Regions from separate parts of the Homo sapiens genome. Here all the other regions are linked to region 2. A link is a contact called in ENCODE Hi-C or POLR2A ChIA-PET data. All regions are on one chromosome and are shown on one strand. The core of a region is the stretch at or near the end of the contact, and the rest is flanking DNA. Distances in the headings are between cores, read along the strand shown. Region 1 overlaps SLC8A1 (solute carrier family 8 member A1). Region 2 overlaps SLC8A1 (solute carrier family 8 member A1). Region 3 holds the start of SLC8A1 (solute carrier family 8 member A1).

The links. A loop is a pair of places that touch in the nucleus more often than their neighbours do. ChIA-PET counts read pairs that join two places held with the same protein, here RNA polymerase II (POLR2A). Pooled maps may share reads with other maps.
Region 1: a loop to region 2 is called in a map of OCI-LY7, with 3 times the contacts of the local background. The contact joins two enhancer-like sites. A Hi-C loop is called at or near these places in 6 of 168 maps with a recorded cell type or tissue (IMR-90, OCI-LY7, Right ventricle myocardium superior and 3 more) and 3 of 50 pooled maps. POLR2A ChIA-PET finds 5 or more read pairs at or near these places in 4 of 52 experiments (BJ, IMR-90, OCI-LY7 and 1 more).
Region 3: a loop to region 2 is called in a map of mammary epithelial cell, with 7 times the contacts of the local background. The contact joins the promoter of SLC8A1 here to the enhancer-like site in region 2. A Hi-C loop is called at or near these places in 6 of 168 maps with a recorded cell type or tissue (IMR-90, cardiac septum, heart right ventricle and 3 more) and 4 of 50 pooled maps. POLR2A ChIA-PET finds 5 or more read pairs at or near these places in 4 of 52 experiments (AG04450, GM10248, OCI-LY7 and 1 more).

What each region holds. Positions count from the first base shown.
Region 1 is chr2:40,280,146-40,283,484 of GRCh38, forward strand. All of the region lies in intron 2 of SLC8A1 (solute carrier family 8 member A1), which reads right to left. Among named protein-coding and RNA genes, the nearest start is that of SLC8A1, 170 kb to the right of the region's middle. Within about 2 kb of position 1,251, at least 11 of the 41 ENCODE cell types and tissues checked have a DNase peak (open chromatin) inside an H3K27ac peak, as active enhancers do; they include OCI-LY7, where a contact is called at or near this core.
Region 2 is chr2:40,363,341-40,366,891 of GRCh38, forward strand. All of the region lies in intron 2 of SLC8A1 (solute carrier family 8 member A1), which reads right to left. Among named protein-coding and RNA genes, the nearest start is that of SLC8A1, 87 kb to the right of the region's middle. Within about 2 kb of position 1,376, at least 2 of the 41 ENCODE cell types and tissues checked have a DNase peak (open chromatin) inside an H3K27ac peak, as active enhancers do; they include OCI-LY7, where a contact is called at or near this core.
Region 3 is chr2:40,449,773-40,453,405 of GRCh38, forward strand. It overlaps SLC8A1 (solute carrier family 8 member A1), which reads right to left and starts at 2,318. Exons shown (of 11, transcript NM_021097.5): 1 at 2,132-2,318.

The DNA.
Region 1 (3,339 bases), core at 1-2,500, 83 kb before region 2:
CAGACATGAATATTGATAGTGTAAACCTGACTAAAATATGACTCTAAAATATGAATGTCTGCCATTATAAAAGAATCTAATGATAAAACCTGAGGAAATAAACACTAAAAAAAAAAAAAAAAAAAAAAGGTTGTTTTCTCTTCCTTAAAAGTCCTGAAATTTAATTTTACCATTCTGTCACAGGATAAAACATCTGTCCTAATGGAAAAGTAACAAAAACCCATTTTCTGAAAAGCCCCACAGATAATTTTTCACATGAGTACATGGAAATATCTATTCCATTTTTGGATAACTATTCTTTCTTGATGTAAAACACTGGTGGTCAAAATATACAAATATCACATTTGCCTTCAATCATAAAACTCTGATAAGCACACAAATTGCAATACCATCATGCTAAATTAACTAATTCATTTATTAATCATTTTCTTTGAAAGCAGAGTGACATTCAGGCACTGGGAATGCTGAAATAAAAGATTGAATCCCTGCCTTCTGGGGTCTTACACTTCAGCAAAGAGGTCACACATCAATAATTAATATATGATGTCACAGATATAAATACAGAAATGAAGTAAAAAGAGACAATGAATCCAGACCAAAAGTTTCAAGAAAGGCTCCTAAGAAGAGGTGACATCTGAATGGAGTCTTTGAAGACCCTGTAACAATAGCCAGGCAAAGGTGCTCTAGGCAGGAAGAATGTTTTGTGCAAAAGCAGAGGTGGGTAAAACATGACTTCAGTTCTCTCAAATAGAATTAATCAATCTCTTTATACAGTAACTCAGCACGTTGTCTGTACTTCTGTTAGCATGAATAGAATGAATTTTTATTGCTTATCTTTCCTGGTGGACTGTAGCCTACTAGAAGCAGGCTGATACATCTTTGTACCTCCCATTTGTCTTGCACTTATAACTTGCCTGCTTAGTTTTGATGGAATGAGCCAATGAATGACAGTAAGATTTCACAAGAGTCACCTGTGAAACATACTTCACCAAAGCACCCATGGTAGCACTTATTAACAAACGGAGTTTACCAGGGATGGGGCAGAAGAAAGTCTTAGCTTTTCAAAGAATTTCATTCCTGAGACATTTTTGTGGTCATGTATTTAAAAAAAAAGGGTTGGGGGGGTGCTCTGAGAAATGTGCTCTCAGATGGCACAGCTGGAATGAGAGAAATGGGAACTGTTTTCCATTTTACATAGTTTCTGGAAAGGGCAATAAGAACAAAAAAAGCAACACTGTTGGTCAGCATTCTCAGTGCCTGAGTTGAAAGGTGCTATAAACAGAGAAAAGTCTCATAGGCCAACTCTATGCAGGCTATGTGCCAAGAATAGCTACAAAGTGGCAAGTTAAATCAGCCAGGGCTTGTGAGCTGTCTCAGGACTTGAGTCCCAACTTGCACTCGTGAAAGTTATGCTGCAAAGGGAGCTACCTTTCCCCAGCACTGCCTGGGGCCTTGGCAAGTCTAATGGAGAATGAGTTTGATTTCAAGCCCTGCTCCCTTCAGGCAACTTACAAAGAAAAGCTGTTAAGTCTGTGGAGCTGGGAATGTCTGGAAAGAGTGAAGACCCATCATTTAAAACTGATTTCTTTTTAAGGAAGTAGAGCAGAGAGCAGTGATTACTTCAACACCCATTCTCAGGGGAATTTCTGTAAGCCGGAATCAGCTAATGATGGTTAATAAAGGTAAATGTTCCCTGATTCTCAGGAAGTGATTCTTCATCCTGGGGCTTTTTGAAGACTCTGTCTTCACTTGAATTTTGGGTGGAATAAAGCCCTCCTGGATTTATCCTAATCTAATACTCAAAGTTGGTAGTTCACAGGAGTCTGTTTATTCTTCTAGAAAAGTATAACAGTGGATTAGCTACTGGCTTCTATCCCTTCAGCACAGCTCCCCCACACAAGAGCGTACCTTTAATGACTGATGCTGGTGTATCAAATTGTGTCCTCTCCTTCTAATAACAAAATAATGAAATACAGTAAAATGCCACTTTTTCTGACTTTTTTTTTCTTCTAGGACATGTATGTTTCTTACCTCATTCAGAGGCATGCTGGGAAATTTAACTAAATCTGAAAGAAAAACATTCTGTAAATCCTTAAGACTGGATTAGTAATAAGGAGTAATTTCTGATCTGGAATAAAATCCAGAATTCAGCTTGCTCACCCCAGACACAAAACACAATAAAAAGAATGGTTGTTACAGTTACTAAACGAAGGATCTTTTCACACTCAGCAAGGGTAAAGACTGTCTCTTCTGTATCTCTGTATTACCCAAGACATTGAGCATCCATCTTACTGATACAAAGGATGTCTAGTTTGAAAGTTTGCCTATGTACATTTGTTTACGCACTCAGGCATATACAGACTGCCAACTTTATTATTACCCAAGATTAAAAATAAAAAATAGACCTTGCTCTCAAGAGATTTCCTTTCCGTTAACTGCAATGCTAAGTGAGATGCATCAGTTTCATTTTTGCACGCTCCTTTGCTCCGTTTAGTACCGAAATAAAAACATGACGTAGCTTTTGGGGCCGGGGAGGAATCTCATTCTTGCAGGAAATAATTGCCAGGAATTTTAAAGAGTGTCATCATTTTCTCTGTGTCCAGTCCTGCCCAGTAACAGAGAACAGCTATTAAAAGTATCCAAATGCTGGCTGCAAGGAGAAGTTGAACTCTGAACCACTATAAACCCAATCAGATGCAGACATTCTTCCCATCCCATACCCCGGACTCCCAGTGAATCTTGAAGACCCTGGGGTTAGCCTTATCATTTATTCGTCTGTATAGTGATGGCCTGTGCTAATGCCCAAATGATCCTGACTTATTAAAGGTTCTTCCTGAAAAGACATGATTTTTATTAGTTCACCACAACTTATTCTCAAAAAAGCATTTATTCTTTATCAAGCCACAAATTTTACTTAATTAACTATTCTACTAGATTCCAAGACGATTTAGAAGCTATTGAGGTTGTAACAGGATAAGAGAACAACTAGTCCACTCTGTTAAAATAAAATAAAATCCAAAAACATTAAATGTTTTCCTTTTTGTTCTCTAATGAGAGGTAGAGGATGTGAAAGTGAAGATACAGTAAGGCTAGTGTTTCCAATGATTTCATGACTTCTCTTCCAGCTATGCTGGTGTCATAGTAAGAGCCTGATGCTATTATTATCTCTGATTATTTGATAAACCTGAAAAACAAGTTCAACAAATGGTAAAACATCTGGATCTTTGACAGACAATGGCTTATAAAAGAGAATAACGAACAGTTATTTGGAGAGTATTAAGACCCAGATGGTTCATCAGGGATCACTTTAAAGGTGTTTGTTAGATCCTCCCTCTCAAA
Region 2 (3,551 bases), core at 126-2,625:
GATGATGATGATGATGATGATAGCACTAACATTTACTTAAACAGTTATTTTGTGTCACTACTAAACTATGTGCTGTAAATGCAAGAAAGCTACAAAACAGACCTCCAAACTCACTTGTGGAGCACTTGTGAAGATTAGAGATGATCAATGAGAAATAAACTGGCACATGGTAAATGATTAAAAACAAAAGCTATCATTATTATTAAATCCCAAGCTACCCTGAAGCAGTAACTCAAAAAACCGTGCCTTACCATTATGTCAGTTGTTCAGTAGTTATTTATTTATACCACAGACAATATGTTTCTTAAAATATGCATGCAAATAAGCCCATCAGAGCAAAAGACTTCCTTTAAATTTGCCCCTTTGTGGCAGGTAATAATGACATCGCCTCGCTTGGATGATTAATAACCAGTTGTTATGAGGACTGTGCCTACTGACGCAAATACAGCATTGTATTTGGGCCCTGAGTTATAACATTCATTTCTTTAAGGCTGATTGACTCTGAACAGTCACATTATTTGCTTGTTGAGTTTACGCAAGACGTTTTTCCAAGGGAGGTTTATTTATTTATTTATTTAGTGGCATTTACATGTGTGCCTCTGACTTCGGGGAGAAAAAAATGAAAGCACAATGTAAGTAGTCTAAAAAAAGGGCTAATCAGAATAACCCTGGATGTTTTTTCACCATGTTACCTCTGTACTCATATCACTATAGCCAATTTTTAATTAAAAAGCTTTTATTTTCTTTCAATAGGATAGTAAAAATGTGCAACTGCCTGATAAGTATTTGCTCTTAGTATAGCACACTTTTCAGATATTTTTAAAGAAGTATCAGATAATTAAAACAAAACATATAAAAACATATCAGCTGATATTATTTTCTCAATGCTCAGTATATGAATTAACTGATGGGAATATAGAGAAACAAAACAATTTAGAAGAAAAATAGCTCTTAAGCCATCAAGTTTCAAACATTTCAAACTCACTGGAATTGTGCAATCACTACGAGTTTGTGTGTGTGTTTGTGTGTGTGTGTATGTTTAGGGTAATACACTTTATTGATTCATTAAAAATGTAAGTACAGTAAGCTGGAAAGTATGGCAAGTAAAACAAAAAAAAAACAATTAGAAGATTTCTATGAAAACTTTACAATCTAATAAAATTGAATCCTTTTTTTTTGTTGTTGTTCTCTCCCCAGGCAATTATTTTGCTCTGTTCACATGTCTTCACAAAATACTTTCAATTTTATTTTTCCACCCTCAGATAAACAGATTCCTTTTGTTCGGCAGATGAGAAACGTACCAGCTGTTAGTACTACTATATCCATCCATTTACTAATATTTAATGAGAAAAAATTTAACTCCATTTTCAGCCTTTCTTTCCCTCTGCTCATTAAAGAGAAGCCTGCCCTCCTGGAAAGCCCTTACTTGTCAGCCCAGTTCTTGAATTATTTTTAAACAGAAAGTTAGGAGAAAATAATACAGTGATGAGGATAAGAAAGTGAAAGTGCTGCAATTTTTTTTTCTTTTAATTTTTTTTCTTGAGAAATGACAGGGAACAGCTTTGGAGTGTGTGCAGGTAACAGATGGAAGACAAAAAGAGGGATTTTAAGATTTGTTGCTGGGGCACATGTCTCTCTAATCAAGAAATCAAGTAAAGAACTGAGTTATTTTATGGTATTATTGTATTGCATGGCATGTATTCTTTCAACCCTGATGCCTCTCTGGGACTGGCCCACACTGGCCATGTTCTCCATGAGTTATTTATGGTACTTTACCATTTTTAGAGTGTATATAAATGCTTTACCTTATTTGAACCTCTGAAAACCACAGGGTAGGCAGGAAAGATATTATACCCACATTTTACATATGACTAAACCAAAAAAAAAAATGAAAGCGGGACAAGAATTCAGACTTTCTACCATAGAATTTGGTGGTCCTTCTATCAGCTATACATTGACATATCATATTTTTATACTTAATTTATTGTGCATTTGCTTCAGGGCTATATCTTTACACATCCAAACATCTAAATAACCTGTAGAAAATAAAATCAGTGATTTATGTGTTTACAATTATCCGAATATTTGGTATTCATATATAACAGAGAAATAATTAACTGCCCATTTCACTTTTCACCTAACAATCTATACCTTCTGTACTCTTAGAAGTAACAGCACTGCTCAAGAATCACTACGGTTGGGGGCAAGGTGAGGGGCTCTGAATCCCATTTGGAAGCTTTCTTCAGAAATATTGCTTCTTGTGCAGAAGTCATGGGTCAGGTTTTCTGTTTGGTTGATGACCTGTCTATACCTACATTTACACACACAAACATGTCATTCATTTGCATTTAACTTGTCAGTCTAAAACTTGCTTATTTGGCCAGGTGCAGTAGCGAGCACCTATAATCTAAGCACTTTGGGAAACTGAAGTAGGAGGATTGCTTGAGGCCAGGAGTTCAAGACCAAACTGGGCAATACGGTAAGATCTCACCTCTACAAAAAATTAAATATATATATGCATGATGGTGCATGCCTGTAGTCCCAGCCACTAGGGAGGCTGAGGCAGGACTGATTAAGCCCAGGAGTTCAAAGCTTCAATGAGCTATAATGGCACCACTGCACTCTAACCTGTGTGACAAAATAAGACCCTGTCTGAAAAAAAAAAATCATTTTTAAGATTAAGAATAAAAAAATTTGGATCCAGAGAACTAGGACTTCATTCTTCTTCTGTACATTATGAGCTACCTGAAAACTGGTGATGAATATGCTTCCTTTATCTCTACATTCTCTATTTGTAAAATGGGGATAATAAGAGCACCCACCTCATAAGGGCACTGTCAAATGGGCTAATACACATGAGTACTTAGAACAACATATAGTATGCACTCAACAATGTTAACTTTTTAACATTATTAAGTTTTATTATGTTACAGTTGCTAGTGCTTGCTAAAATAGTGCTGACACATGGTAGTCACAAAATAAGTGTTATTGTGGTATATGTTAAATGAATCTCAGTTTTGCCAATGTGTGATCTTGGAAGAAGTTACTTCACCAGAAAAATAAGAATATAAAACCCACAATAATGACAGCTGCCTGACAAGGCTATCGTGAGGAACAAATGGAATAATATGTCAGAAATGCTTTATAAATTATAAGGTGTGAAATAAATGCTAATTACCATGTTTGTTCTCTAACTTTATCCTCACAAATAGGCTGTTCTGTAGATGCAATTATCCTCATTTTATAGAGGAGGCAACAGGCTTAAAGAGGATTATATAACTCGCTCAAGGTCATTTAGATGGTTTGGAGGAAAACACAGATCAAAAATTTGGTCTTTTTCTGGCCCTTTAACTCCAGTACCTTCTTTACTATCTCTGTTCCATACAGAGATATGATCTCCCTACAATGTTATTTCTGAGTATTCTTATGCTTTTTTTTTTCACAAATGCCATTTGAAAATGTTGATGAAAATATACTTTACATTTTATGGATATTTTGCCATCGCCAAGAAATTTAAAAAAGAGAATGTGGCAGCAATCCCATGGCAGCAA
Region 3 (3,633 bases), core at 1,068-3,567, 87 kb after region 2:
AAGTCTGATTATCATGACACTCTTACATCCTTTGTAGCCCTATACAGCTCAACAATAAATAATGGTTTATCTCTGTTCAGTCCTTTTTGTTGCTGTTGTTTTTCTAGGAATTAATCATTTTTTTAAAAAAAGACAACAACCATTTTAAGGGGACAAAATCAGGGCTTCTTTTATAGCAGGTGTGAGAAATCTTAGCTAAAGAGCCGTGAGATCCAAATGGAATTCTTCAAGCAGGCAGAATTTGTAAAACGAAAACCATTTAAGAGCACACATCTTGCCTCTTGATGAAATAAGTTGGTCCTCCCCCACCTTCTCACTCACAAGGCCCCAAAGATGGAGCTAGTTTTCCCTTCCTTCCTCCTGCTTTCACACCCGCCTAACCTCCCAATTAAGCAAGTTTAGCAAACCCAGGGAGCTCAATCCAAGTAACACAGGATTTGAAAGAGGAACCTAAAACCAATCATCCCTCTTCCGGCTTTGTCTTCTTATTTGAAATGAATGAAACATCTAGATTCATTTTCCTTTTTTTTTCTGACTCGCTGCAGGAGTAGCTTTGAGAGAGAAAGAGAAAGCATGTGAGTGTGTGTGTGTGTGTGTGCACGCGCGCGCGCTGGTGGGGGCATGGGAAAGAGAGGTATACTTTCAGAATTCTCTCCTGGTGGCTCCCTCTTTCCCTTGGGAAATCTTCGCACAAGTCTCAGATTGTGCATGTTCAACTGCTCATATCTGGAGATACTCCAGCAATGCCTTTAACCAGATCTGATCAGAAATCTCCACCTACTCAGCTAGAGGCTCCTCCATGATCAGGACGCTTGTACTGTCTTCACCACATCTGTCATTTTTTAAAAAGCTTCTTCCACTACACCTCCCACTGATATCCTTTTTTTCTCTTTTTAGTCTTTACACCTCCAGCAGGACAAAGTTTGTATTGTTATATTCACAACCACTAGTAGCTGACTAGCAGGAGAGAGAGAGAGCGGCTTCAGGAGAGCCAGGTTCGGGGGCTTCAAAAGGATACCTAGCGCAAAGCATGACTTTCCAATGACTGCGTACAACATGCACATTGCTCTCTTCTAAAAATGCTTTGTTAAATTTCATCACCCCTGTTCTCAACTCAACCACTACCACTTTGGAGAGGGAAATACAAATTGCCAGCCCAAGCCATTCATCAAACAGCAACAGAATCCACGGGGTGGTGGGGGGGATAGAGAAGAGGCGGGGGTGATGCAGGGGGTGGATTTAAAGAATCAAGGATGCACACGTACTGTATTTTCAAGAGCATCGCCTGGGCGGATTTGGTTTCTTTGGCCGGCTGTCCAGCTATAAGACCGCCCTCTTCTTCATTAAGGAGGAGCCAAAAAGGATATCTTCACATCTCAGAACACAGACCATTTCCCCCAAGAGCCAGCAAAGCTCCAGAGGCAGAGAATGCAGCTGCAAAGTTCCCTTCCAATCTCTTGGGGAAAGATGCCTGTGTGTGCAGAATCCCCAAAGCACACCACGGCACAGTGCCCAGAGACGTGGACCCCGCAGCCCACTCCCTGCTACCCCCTACATTTCTTCCTCGTCTGTCTCTGCCCCGCCACACCTCCCTCCTCTCCGCAGTCCGTGGTGAATGAGCACCCAACGCCCGCTGGAAAACAGGGGGCTCGGAAATGTGGCCTTGGGGAAAGACCCCAGGGATTACCGGAAGGAGGGATGTCCGCGGAGAAGAGTCCAGTGGGTGGGGACGCCTGGATCCCCAGCAGCTCTGCATTCGGGGTGGACTTAGCTCTTCGCGCCCTGAATCCTCAGAGCCCAGCGCGGTGCAGGGTGCAGCATCTCTCCTTAGCAGCCCTTTCTTCCTCCGGCAGCCTGCACTGGCAGGCAGGCAGGCACCCTCACGCCCAGACGCACCAGCCCGAGCAATTTCACTCTGGGAAGCGCGGACACCCAGAAAAATGTGCAGGCGCGCACACACCACATCACACACACACACACACACACACACACACACACACACACACACACACAAATTTAGAAGCCGCTCGTTTGCCAAAGCAGAGGGAAGTGTAGCCTTATGAGCAGCAAATGGAAAATAGTTCTTGGTCTCTGACTAAATGCCTTCTGCCTGTCCATCATAAGATCCTACCTGGTTTGGGGAGTGTGAATGGATTCTTCCTCCGTTCCTCCACGCTAGTAGAAAATACGGCGCACTCCCTCCTTTTAAACAGCTCCCGATCAGGAAGAGGTCGCTCCCATCTTCTGTGGGAAGCACAAAGCAGGCGGCGGCGGCGGGCTGACTACCGTGCAGCGCCGGCGCGAGCGGGAGCCGCGGCAGCGGGCAGCGGTGCGCGCGGGCGGGAGGCAGGCGCGGAGGCCGGGAGGCTGGGAGGGCCGGGGCCCGGGCGCGCGCGCGCTCCCCCTCCCTCCCGCGCACACTCGCCCGCCCGCCGCCCGCAGCCTCGCACTCGCTCACACGCGCGCTCGGCCCCGCGGCTGCCGGGCGCCCCGGGGCCCCCTGCGCGCCCCTTGGGCTCCCCAGGCGATCGCGTCGGGGCAAAGCCGGCGCGTTTCTGGAGCACCGAGCGGGTGGGGAGCCCTTCCAGCCTCCCAGCCTCTGCCGGCGAGCAGCTTTTTCGATTTCCTGCCGGCTCTCGGCCCCGCAGTGCGTTGTGGCCGCGCGCTAGCGCTGTCTCTCGCACCCAGCCCATCGATGACACGCGCACACAGGCGCTGCAACTTTTCTTTTGAACCCTCTTCTTCTCTTCCGCAGACAGAACCCTGACCCCCAATTCGCCTACCCGTTTCTCACCTCTGACTTTGTTAATCCAACTATCTTTCTTCCCTCACTTCCTGCCCTTCTGCTAAAGGAAGCTTTCTTTTAGCAAAAGGATCTGGGCATATATCAATGATTTTTTTTTTAATCCTCACCCTGTGTTTTTCTACGTATCAGATATGCACAACTATACGTTGGCTACTAGATGCTGACACAAGCAAACAGAGATATTCGGGGGAGGGTGTCCCCCGGCCAAGAACTGGGACAGAGTCTCTGTGTTGGTATTTCCCTCAAAGATGCGTTTCACCTGGGAATAAAGACCCAGAGTCTGTTTCGTGTGAAAGGCGTGCTGGTTTTAAACTACAGTGAGGAGTAAAAGCCGAGCATTAAGGTTGAGTGGGAAAAAACCTAATGCAGCAATCGACGAACCATTCTTTGCCCTTTCCAAGAGAAGCATTATCATTGCCAATAAATCACTTTCCTCATAATTAATAAAGGAACACTGCACCAGGCCTTTCCTCTCTTGACAGCTCATTCATTCTTACAAACCCTTAATGACTTCACGTGGTGAAAGGCTAGACCTACTGTGGAGTTCACTAGCTTCCAAACCTGGCTGCGCATCACACACACCTGGGAATGTAGTCAGATGCTGTAGAATCTGAGGCCGAATCTGATGCAGACTCTCCCGTTGTAGGTCTCAAATGGGGCTCCAAATTAGTATTTTTAAAACACCAGTTGCTATCGGCCACTGGTGTCGTTTGCCAAGGTGTGTGGGGGGGTCAGGAGCAGCTACTTGGGGAAGGTGGGAGAAGGAGGGACCTGCAGAGCACAAGGCAGAAAGTTAGTTTTTTTTCGTGGAGACGTCCCCCCATACT